Regions from separate parts of the Homo sapiens genome. Here region 2 is linked to region 1. Evidence: chromatin contacts called from ENCODE Hi-C or POLR2A ChIA-PET data. All regions are on one chromosome and are shown on one strand. The core of a region is the stretch at or near the end of the contact, and the rest is flanking DNA. Distances in the headings are between cores, read along the strand shown.

Region 1 (5,850 bases), core at 1,348-3,847:
ACTGGGAGCTAAACCATTCACGAGGGGTCCACTCCTGTGATCCAATCACCTACCACCAGGCCCAACCTCCAACACTGGGAGCTAAACCATTCATGAGGGGTCCACTCCTGTGATCCAATCACCTACCACCAGGCCCAACCTCCAACACTGGGAGCTAAACCATTCATGAGGGGTCCACTCCTGTGATCCAATCACCTACCACCAGGCCCAACCTCCAACACTGGGAATCACGTTTCAACATGAGATTTGGAGGGAACCAACATCCGAATCATTTTCATGGTATGTCAGGTGAGATGTGCCATGGAAAAAAATAAAGCCAGAAAGTTAGCTAGGAAAGTGCCATGGTAGAGGGATAGAAAGAGGGAGGTATTATGTTCTGTAGGTGGTCAGGAGTGACTTCATCCAGAAGATTTTTGGAATTGGATCAAAATAGGATGGTTTAAAACAAGGATGTGGAATGAAGAGTTAGAATAAAAGGCCTGTTAGAAACAGGAAAGAGGAATAAAGACACAAGTGGGCCAGGCGTGATGGCTCGTGCCTGTAATCCCAGCACTTTGGGAGGCCGAGGCAGGCGGATCACCTGAGGTTGGGAGTTCATGACCAGCCTGACCAACATGGAGAAACCCCGTCCCTACTAAAAATACAAAATTAGCTGGGCATGGTGCCACATGCCTGTAATCCCACCTACTCAGGAGTCTGAGGCAGGAGAATCATTTGAACCCGGGAGGCGGAGGTTGCAGTGAGCTGAGATTGTGCCACTGCACTCCAGCCTGGGCAACAAGAGTGAAACTCTGTCTCAAAAAAAAAAAAAAAAAAAAAAAAGACACAAGTGAGTAGCATAAAAGAAGGATGTGCAGCTAGAGACAGAGAACTTTCTAGGTTCTGAATAGTGTGTCAGTGTATTTCTGATAAATCTTCTCCCCCTGTGCCCCCAAGCTGGTATGAATCAGTTTTCTGTTGACCAAAGAGCCCAAACTCATACATGTATTGGAGCAAAAAAAACCTGTGAATTCAAGGCCTGCCCAATGTGGGAGATGTTGATTACCTTAGAAAAACAAAGCTTGGTGCTTCTGATCCCAAGAATGCCGATATAATAGCAGAGTAGCATTAATTTTGTTGTGTCCTAGCATCCCAGAAATCAAACATGCAAGAAATATACATTTCTTCATTTTCTTTAAATCAGATTAACTCTGGTCCTACACTGGGCTGATGGAAAATTCAAATATAAGCATCATATGTTACCCCTAGTTCTGTTCTCCCTCTGCATCCCTCACCCCCAGAGCCACAAGAGAAATAGGGAGGCTTGCTGATGTCCGGACAATTGGGAAAAGGCCTCTAATCTCCAAGTGCCTTGGAGTCATCCAAGTCATCATTGATCAAGCCTTGCAACCTTCCCTGCAAGTCCCTGGCTCTCTGCTTCCATGGCACAAGAATAGAGAACTCTTTCCTGAGGCTAATGGACACCATGCTCCTTTGGGTGCAGTCATCCCTTCTGAAGTCACAACATCTTTGTGGAAAAATTAACATCTTGAAGCAGGGCCAGGTGTCCACTAATCCTGTGATATGCCAATCTTTTCAGTTAGCTTAGGCTTTTATAATAGACCACAAGAGTAAGTGACTTCCTTCTAGGAGTTTCAGCTTTCCACCCTGAAAAAACTCCCTCAAAGATTTTTTTTTCCTTTTAATAAATTGTTCTGCCATGTGTCTGTTGCACGAATGGGTGCAAGTTCAAATGGGACCCCATAACTGGTGATTGTGAGCAGCTAAGGGGCATCACTAAAATACTAGATATTAAAGTCCAAGAGTATGATGAGGACAAAGAGTGGTTGTAAAGAAACCTAAAAAACAATGAGGGCAAACTTTATCTGTCTCACAATAGTTATGATAGCATTTAATGTTTCTGGTGCAGAAGTAATTTTTCTCCACTCTGCCTTGTGCTGGAATCAAAACAATATTCCTCAATCTTGTTAGGGAGTGAATAACTTTTAGGGAGAAGGTCTCAAATGGGAAGTGGTTTAAAGTTTATGAATTGCAAGAATACCTTTTGATATCTAAACAAAGTGTACTAAGGAATTCAACCCACAGAAGAGCTGATATTCAAAATCAGAATTATTAAAAATTGTAGTGGGGTCAGTGGGGGTTTGGGGAGGGTGAACAGGAGTGCATGAAGAGCATCAAAATAAGCACAAGTGATTTACCATTGGCTTGGTTTCTTCGGGGAATTTGAAGAATTCATACTTATTTATACGTTTTCAAATATTTATTTAAGTGCCTACAACATGTGAGGCATTTGGGAATGTCTCAGTTAACGTGGTACATAAGTTCCTTGCTCTAATAGAGCTCACATTTGGATGTCTTCTAATTCTGAACCTGAATGTAAGAGCACAATACAATCAATGAAGCAGTGAGCCCAGGAAGCCATGGATCTTCACAAGCCTCAGGAAAAGTCAACATTTAAAATTTTCTATTTAAAGTCCAAGGGCACAGCAAGCTCTTGGTCTATATGGGAAGGCCATGGACTACAATTCCCACAAGTCCGTGCGACCTCTCCGTTCTGCGCAGCTTCGCGGTATGAGGAAGAGGGTCCTGTCAGGCGCACTCTTGTTGCATCATCAGCGTGCACCTCCACGATGAAACAGGTCTGGGCTACAAAAGTATGGCCGCTTCTGAGGCGGCGGTGGTGTCTTCGCCGTCTTTGAAAACAGACACATCCCCTGTCCTTGAAACTGCAGGAACGGTCGCAGCAATGGCTGCGACCCCGTCAGCAAGGGCTGCAGCCGCGGTGGTTGCGGCCGCGGCCAGGACCGGATCCGAAGCCAGGGTCTCCAAGGCCGCTTTGGCTACCAAGCTGCTGTCCTTGAGCGGCGTGTTCGCCGTGCACAAGCCCAAAGGGCCCACTTCAGCCGAGCTGCTGAATCGGTTGAAGGAGAAGCTGCTGGCAGGTACTGCAGCCCGGGTGGGGACCAGGCTGAGGCGGTCGCTGCGAGAGGGGAAGCACATTAGGCTTTTTGCGACGCTCGTGATTCAAGAGACAAAAGGAGGGGAAAGGGAGACTGACCATTGAATTAGCTCTGGACAGGAATCTCGGGCATCTCGGGCTTGGACTTGCCCTGGCACGAACTCTTGTAGCCTACTTGGCAGTTGTAGTTCTCAACGGGAGGAAAAAAATCCCGTACTTACACAATAAAACCCTGCCCTTGGGCGTGCAGACCTGTTTTCTGTAATCTGATCGATCCCTCAGGAGGCTTTTGTTGGGTTCATGTGGATGAACCCCAAAAGGAAGTACTGGTTCTGCACCCCTAAAGTTGCATTCCTCAAAATGTATTGGAAATGCAGATATACTTCGTTAACCAAGACTTAATATAGTCGTTTTCACATTTTAATGGGCCTAACAATTACTTAGAGTCTCTTGTACAAATACAGATTCCTAATCCCTGCCCTGTCCGAGATTGTGATTCGGAGAGTTCGGGGTATTTTTAGGAAACTGCAATTCTAAATAGTTGCTCCAGGTGATTCCAGTGTAAGTAGTTTATGGACCACATTTGAGGAACACTAAATATAACTTGGCCACTAAGCTGAGAGTGTTCATTTTATTGATTCGTTTATTCACGTACACTGGGAAAATAGTAGAAAAGCCTAGAGAATCACCCCGTTAATCAGCTCGGATGATTTCACACATAAAGCATCCAGGATCCTTAAGTTCATTGGACATATACAATAAGCCAGGTCTGTGCTAGCCTATAGAGACTTGAAGATGAAAGATAACTCTCTTACCTTAACTGAGCTGATAGCCTAGTAATTTCTGCACCTTGTGGTGGTAAAACTAGTTAGTTAGGTTATTCAAGGCCCTCCAGAGTTTGGCCGTATTCTGTCTCGCCATTAAACCAGTAACAGGGACTTTCTTACATTGTTTAGTGTCCCATGGAAAACTTTACACTTTAAAAAAATGCAAAAACAAATTATTCTGATGGGAATTATAACTGACAGTACAGATTTAAGTGTTTATGGGCAAATAGGTACACTCCTGCAGATGTTTAATTCCAGTATCACGACTACTTATTCTTTTATTAAAGTTTTGCTTTGTTGCCTGAAAGTATGGGTCATACAGAGGACGTCAAAGTGAGGAATTGCATCAAGGATATGTATTGTGGTATCATCATAGTTTTTTAGTTTTCCTTCATAGAACTGCTGCTTTCCTGATTTGTTAGCTAAACTCTGGGTTTCTTTTCTTTTTTTTTTTTTTTTATCCTTAAGGTAATGATTACCATTCTTTCAGACAAGTTTCTGACAAAGCCATATTCTGGCCTTCTGGCTAATCTGCCTCTAAGAACTGAAGTTTCTTGTTGAATCTTGGTTAAAATGTTTCAAGGCTCTTGCTAGGCTAGAACCTTTAGCTAGAGACATTCTCATTATCCTCGATTTCTATATTGCTTGTGATTGGCCTATTTTGTATTTATGTTAGTTAGGCTAGGGCTTTCCAAATGTCATTGTAATTGGCTGTCAGAATTGCTTGGGAAGTTTTTGTTTTTGTTTTTGTTTTTGAGATGGAGTTTCGCTGTTGTTGCCCAGGCTGGAGTGCAATGGCAAGATCTCGGCTCACTGCAACCTTCCCCTCCTGGGTTCAAGTGATTCTCCTGCCTCAGCCTCCCAAGTAGCTGGGATTACAGGCATGCACCACCATGCCCAGCTAATTTTGTATTTTTGGTAGAGACGGGGTTTCTCCATGTTGGTCAGGCTGGGCTCGAACTCCCGACCTCAGGTGATCTGCCCGCCTCAGCCTCCCAAAATGCTGGGATTACAGGCATGAGCCACCACTCCCGGCCTTGGGAAGGTTCTTAAAGATACCTACATTCTAATGCCATGTTTGACAACCATGATCAGTGGTTGTGTCCTCTAATACCATTCCTTGTCTTTCTTTGCATTGATTCCTATTATGCTACAATCTCTACTGTTTGTCTGTTGGGATCCTTCAAAGCCCTAAGTGTACCAGAATTTTATAGCTAGAAAATAATAAAAATCCACGAATACTTAGTTCAGTGGGGTGAACCAAATTCCCCACTTTATATAGTAGAGGCAGTACGTCTGCAAGTTAGAAGGAGGTATATTTGGGCACAAAGGGAAGATAGTATATTTATGGGGCCTTCTTACTCCAAGGGGTGTCAAGTTGAAAATGTAAAGAGTTCCCCAAAAGGTTTCTGTTAATTTATGAGTGAGAGATCCATGATGGATTGCAAGTGACAGATCAAGGGTTTGAAACTGAGGTCTGGCCTTAGAAGTTTATGTCAAAGCAGACAACCATACCCTTCTAAGTATGGTGATGTCATAATTAGGGAATGACGCCAGGGTGTTCCAGAGACCATGGTTCTGACTCAGTAGAGTGGTAATTTTGTTGGGAGGCCGAGCCACCCAGCATATCCTTTTGGCCATTTAATCTGGCTTCTGCATTTCCACTGTTGCTTTGTTTTCCCTCCTCCCTTCTCTGTCCACTCGTTTCGTTTTCTTTGCTTTATTTTCTTTCTGCTCAGTGTCAGTGTTGATAAGGAAGGTTTGATGGGCTTGGGGGCAGGTATAGATCAATGTAGCAGTTCCTGCTTTTCTCTTCTTTCTCACTTGAAGTCTAATAGCCAATACTCTCTCAGTATGTTATATGCCATCATCAAAAACAATTTATATTTATCCAGAAGGAAGCACTGGCTCTGTCTCCCCAAAGTACTTTCAAGTAACATTATTTTGCATTATCTTTTTTTTTTTTTTAAACAGGACAGGATCTCACTCTGTTGCCCAGGCTGGAATACAGTGGCACAGTCTTGGCTTACTGCAACCTCTGCCTCCTGAGCTCAAGCAGTCCTC
Region 2 (5,850 bases), core at 2,436-4,935, 450 kb before region 1:
TTGACGGGAATAAAGTCAACCAGATAGTCTATGTCCAGAAGCAAGACTTACTGAATTTTTCATTGATTCAATTATACATAGTCACCTACAGAGAAATGAGAAACCAACTAGTAGAAAGGGTGAAAGTTAAATTATAAATCCAAAAATTGCCTTTGGCCTTCAATCTTTTAAGTAATTTTCTAAAAAGTCTTTGCTTTTAAACTAGTGAAGTAACTATTTAGGTGTTATTTTCTGTTCCTGAGTCAACAGTCTCACTTTCTCATATTATGAAGCACTTTAATGCGTGGTACCAGCATCACAGAATTAAACAAAACACTTATCTCCAATAGAAGCTCTTATAAGAATCCAATGCCTGCTCATATGATTTTGTATGACTAGATACATATCAAATATGTCATTTATATGATTATGAGTAAGGCTGATATGTCCATGTAAGGACACATTCAAGTGTGGGGATGGACAGAACTTAAATGAGCACTTAAGAAGACTTAAGAAAATAAAGTTACTATGTTGAAAGCATAAATTACATAAATAAAATTCACAGTATGAATATCAGAGTTTCCACATTTCATGACTTAAATCTTTACCTCATTTTTTTTTCTTTTGAGACAGAGTCTTGCTCTGTCTCCCAGGCTGGAGTGCAAGTGGCACAATCTCAGCTTGCTGCAACCTCTGCCTCTCAGGTTCAAGCGATTCTCCTGCCTCAGCCTCCCAAGTAGCTGGGGTTACAGGCATGCACCACCATGCCTGGGTGATTTTTGTACTTTTAGTAAAGACAGGTTTTCGCCATATTGGCCAGGCTCTTTGGAACTCCTGACCTCAAGCGATCCACCCACCTCGGCCTACCAAAGTGTTGAGATTACAGGCGTGAGCCACCACACCTGGCCAAAATCTTTATCTCTTTTAAGCAACAACCTGTGCATACTTGAAAAGTAACCAAATTAAAATAACTCATGAGTTATTTCACACCACTGAGCTTAACTAATATCAAATTAATGGCAAGAAAAAATACATTTTATATCAGCATAATACTTTAATCCTTATTTAACAATCATTTTTTCCATCTTCTTAACCCAGGGCCAAAATAAACAAACAAAAAATTCAAACAAAAAGCAGACAGACGTATAGGTCCCTTCAGCACTAACTCTGGCTCAAAGGCTAACTACAAAGCACAGGAAATCCTCTGAATGCAGAGGGCCCAGGGGTCAGGTGCAGGCTCAGGAGAAGCATTCGCCGTGAAGGTTCTGCTGAGCAGGAGTCACTGGCCAGGACACCGGGTCTGCGCACAATGGCACTATTGTTCTCCAGAGGTCAGGCACACAAGGAATGTGACTCGGACAGAACATCAGATGCTGAAGAAGATGAAACTGCTCTTTCTTCAAAGATGTGCCGAGAGGGCACACAAAGGCTACGGAAGCACAACTCCAGAAGGTTTAGAGCAATCCCTGGAATTCCAAATGCAGCCTCAACAGATAGCCATTTATTTGTAGCCCGAATGTGCTGCATTTGTGCACTGCTTGAAACCTTCTCTCTCCAGCCTCCAGAACCACTCTGAATTGCAGAGCTGCACCCGGAGCCTCTGAGTCTGTTTCTAGCAGAGACAGGGTTGATTGGCACTCCTGTGTCTTTGCTTTTGAGTGCTAGAATTGACATGCTAAAATCTAAGCCCACAGACCAAATAAAGAATAAATCTGCTTTGTGCTGAGAAATGCAAAGTGACACCTGCCTATTGCCACTGCAGATGTAAGGCCTGTTGTCCTTGGGAAAACGTGTCATATAAATCCCGCATGAGGCCACAGATGCGGGTGCTTGTCACTTGCCTTCATAAGGCCTTTCAAAATTCCGTGATGTTTTTAATCACAGTTTTTCAGAGTGATCATTCTAAAGCCAAAAAGAAGTTTGGGTTGTCAATTTCTCATGTAGCTAGCCTTTTTTAAGGGGAGAGTAGCCAGGCTTTGCTTTAATACTCAAGAATCCTTTCTGTAGACTTTCCTAAGTTGCCTAAAAACAAAATTGAGAGAGCAAAGTGAACAACTCATTACAGGTACACATAGTGCCATGTGCAAAGAGAAATCAAGAAATGACATGCACAGGTAGTTGAGACCCAGTAATTACCACAACGGAACGAGCAATAGCTCTTATGGGTTTTGCTAATTTTATTAATAAACCCTTGTTTGATTAATAACTCTTTTCCAGCTAAAAACAGTAAAATGCTTACACAGATGGTGCTGTTTGACTAGAAGAGAATCCTCTCTCAAAGCCTCTCTGAGAAGTTCCAGAATTTCAGAGAACATAAAAACTGATCATATATATATATATATAATCAGTTTCATAAAAACTATGATCATATATATATGGTCCTTTATATATATATGTATGCTTATTTTTTTTGTCTTTTTTGTTTTTTTTCTTCCTTTTTGTGGAGAACGGGGTCTCGCTATATTGCCCAGGCACGTCTTGAATTCCTCAGCTCAAGCTATCCTCCCGCCTCTGCCTCCCTGAGAGCTGGGATTACAGGTGTGAGCCACCACGCCCGGCATATATATGTGTGTGTGTGTGTGTGTGTGTGTGTGTGTGTGTGTGTATATATATATATGGTCTATTTTATATATATATATAAAATAGAGTTGAGGATTCCCTATGTTGCCCAGGATGGTCTTGAACTCCTCGGTTCAAGCAGTCTTCCCAACTCAGCTTCCCAAAGTGCTGGGATTCCAATGGCTCCCTGGTAAAAAGTACCTCTTTGACACCAGAAATTTCTCTTTCAGAGAGTGGGTTCTCTCTTGTTATCTCCTATTCTCTCTCTGTCTCTCTCTCTCTCAATATAAGAGCTAATCAACTTAATGGGGTGAAACAAGTCTGTGACGTAATTCATCAAATATGAGATTTTCTTTTTGAAAACCCAGAGAACAGCAGCCTGGGAGGCCTCAAAAAGCCCTTCTCACAGGAGAGTAAAAGGAGAAAAAAAGTAGCCATCAAATAAGTAACATTTCTAGAAATTTCTAGAAATTATTTTAATCTTTTGTTTCCTAAGCATATTCCTGGGGAGAGTTGGAGAGGAGATATTGCTGATTTTCACTCTTCCCTCACATCCGAGCCATCAAATGTCGAGTTCCATTCATTTGATTAAGGCAGCATCACAAGTTCATTCGTGAACAGCCTGAGGGGCTCACTGCCAGCATGTCAACTGCTTGGCTGATTAATACTAACTGATGAGGTAACTTTTGGCCATAATCTTCTTGGATTTGGGTAGCCTCACAGCTAATAACATGCCTCCTTCTCTAAAAACAATCAAACAAACATAGCAAGATTTCCTTTCCCCCAGCAAGGAAAACTTCTAGTGTTCTTGAGTCCACCTCACCTTGAAGATACATTTCCTCTCCTTCTGTGAACATCTGGTTGCATCTGCTGCATCGTGCACAGCTGGGGTGGTAATGTTTGTCACCTGCCTGCAAGAGAAAAGGTAGGGAACGTTGAGTCTGCTCCTTGTCATGGATTCCAGAATCTTTTCTGGACTTGATGATTTAGAAGAAAAGAGAGGATGCTGAAAAAGGAAAAATAATTGTCTAATTGACCAAACTTCCTACACCAACAGCCCCGGAAGCTAAAGCCAACTTCACTGAAATCGGGAGGGGCTCCAAGGCCAGCTACTCGTGGCTGCCTGGTGGGGCTGCCTTGCCTCTCGGTGTTTCTGGCTTCTATGTCTCCCTCTTGACCTGGATGGCTGCCACTAACACACCATATGCCTGAGATGAGTCACTCCATCTCCCCAAAACCCCACCTTGTTGGGAGCTAATGCTGTTTCTAACAAACCAACCAAAAATAAATGACCCTTATATTTAGCAGGTTCTTGCTTTCTTGGCTAAACAATCTGAAAATAATAAAATCTACCCCAATGGCATCAAGGTGAGAAAAGCTATAGTAAAATACATCATCCACTGTTTTTATCTCAAGGGGGGCCCTAAGTCTCCTCTATGCAGCTTGCAACAATCTTTTGCCAGTGGCTTACATGAAGAGTTTTCTGGAGAAGGCATTTTACTAAGGTGGCTGTGCATTATTCATGTGCATTTCACATTCCTAAATATGACAGATGCCATCACAGCAGGTGTTGACTTCCCCAAAGCAAAGTGTCACTGGATACAGGGACAATTTTCTAGACAGGTGCCAAATCACATTAGAGTCATGCTCCACATACATGCTTGACAAGAACAAATCCTTTCGTTCACAGCCTAGCAAAAAATCATCACCACCTAAGAACTCTCAGATGGACTCTGATTAAATCATTTCCATCAATCCACCATCAAAACATTTATTCTGCATTAACCATGTACAAGGCAGTGGCCGAGAAAGAGTTAAAAATGACTGTATCCTGCATCAGAACCTGCATGAAACTGCAACAGGAAATCAGATGTCACGTGGTAATTCCTTTCTCATACTTTCCTGTAAAAACTACAAGATCCACTTAGCAACCAGCACGTGAGGTGGTGGTTAGCCCTTTAAGATAATCAGGTGGAAAAAAAAATTGAAGTTATTTAAATTAGAAGTTAGGAATAAAAATCTTTTCAGTGGTGCCTGCCAGAAAATTCCAGAAGTGGTGCTCTTGTCCTCGTCCACATGCTACTTTTTATTTATTTGTAAAATTTTTTACTTTTCTGCAGAAGGAAGGGTAGGGCTGGAGGAGAGTGGCGAGAGAAGGCGGGAAATATCAACACAAAGTAGCTCCTGCCTGTAGGACATCTGAAGTCAAATGTGAGCAGAAAGGAGGAAGAAAGAAGACATTACTCAGTCCTAAGTGCTCAGTTCTAAACCAGGTTCGCTCAGCTAGGATGCCAGTGCTGGGAGGCCCAAGTTAGTCCGGGCAATCTCTGGACTCTTAAGGAAAATGTTAAGTGAAAAAATAAAGGCCCCTTGGCAAGACCATGGTGTCGTCTGCAGTGAAAAGCATACCTCCTGGTAAGCTACAAATAGAAAGAAATGTCTTCAAGCTGATCAAGTGTATTTATCATATTTAGTGGTGAAACGTTCGAGGCATTCTCATTAAAGACAGGAACAAGACAAAGGTGTACACTTTTACCAATATCATTCTACATCATTTTCCTCCTGGCCAATGTGATGTCAAGAAAAATAAGTATAAAGATCACGAATACAAAAATTAAGTCATATGGCTAGATAAAAAATTAACATATAAAAACCATTATTTCCTATTCACTAGCAATAAAAATTAAGTAAATGTAATGGGAAAATGGGATCCCATTTGTAATAACAACTAATAAACCCTCCAATGCAAGATCTACACAAAGCAAATTATGGAACTTAACTGATGAACATAAAAGACCTAAATAAAAATGTATGATATTTCTAGATGGAGAAACTAAATATTGTAAAGATGCTGATTTATCAAAAATGAACCTATTAATGCAACACCCAGTCTAAATACCCACAGGAATTTTCTCTATAGACCTTGACAGGCTGCTTCTGTAAGTTTACGTGACAGAATAAATGCACACACAAAAAATACACTTTTTTGTGAAAGAGAACAGCAATAAGGAAGGATTTTCCCTTCCTGTCATAAAATTTTTTTCTAAGTCTAAAATAATTAAAGTACTTTAGTATGGGCATGGGAGTAGAAAATAAATCAACAGTAGAGAAGAGAGGAACCAGTTGCATAGCCATACATACAAGAGAATTCAGTTTATGATAAAGGTAATGGTTCAAATGAGCCGAAAGAATGGATTAATAAATAGAGAGGACAACTGGTTCTCCACTTAGAGAAAGATAAATCTAGATTCCTAAGTCACAACCTATACAAAAATCAATTCCAGTCTGGGCGTGGTGGCTCATGCCTCTAAT

What was found. Hi-C counts contacts between places; a loop is a spot of excess contacts on that map. ChIA-PET counts read pairs that join two places held with the same protein, here RNA polymerase II (POLR2A). Pooled maps may share reads with other maps.
Region 2: a pooled map shows a loop between it and region 1 (5-fold over the local background). The contact joins the enhancer-like site here to the promoter of TRUB1 in region 1. A Hi-C loop is called at or near these places in 1 of 168 maps with a recorded cell type or tissue (B cell), 1 of 37 single-sample maps with no recorded cell type and 9 of 50 pooled maps. POLR2A ChIA-PET finds 5 or more read pairs at or near these places in 1 of 52 experiments (activated T-cell).

What each region holds. Positions count from the first base shown.
Region 1 is chr10:114,935,598-114,941,447 of GRCh38, forward strand. It overlaps TRUB1 (TruB pseudouridine synthase family member 1), which reads left to right and starts at 2,598. Exons shown (of 8, transcript NM_139169.5): 1 at 2,598-2,942. The coding sequence starts at 2,657. RefSeq lists an enhancer at 2,430-2,969.
Region 2 is chr10:114,488,430-114,494,279 of GRCh38, forward strand. It overlaps ABLIM1 (actin binding LIM protein 1), which reads right to left. Exons shown (of 23, transcript NM_002313.7): 7 at 3,362-3,449. Among named protein-coding and RNA genes, the nearest start is that of AFAP1L2, 87 kb to the left of the region's middle. RefSeq lists enhancers at 1-481, 1,391-1,890. Within about 2 kb of position 3,686, at least 8 of the 41 ENCODE cell types and tissues checked have a DNase peak (open chromatin) inside an H3K27ac peak, as active enhancers do.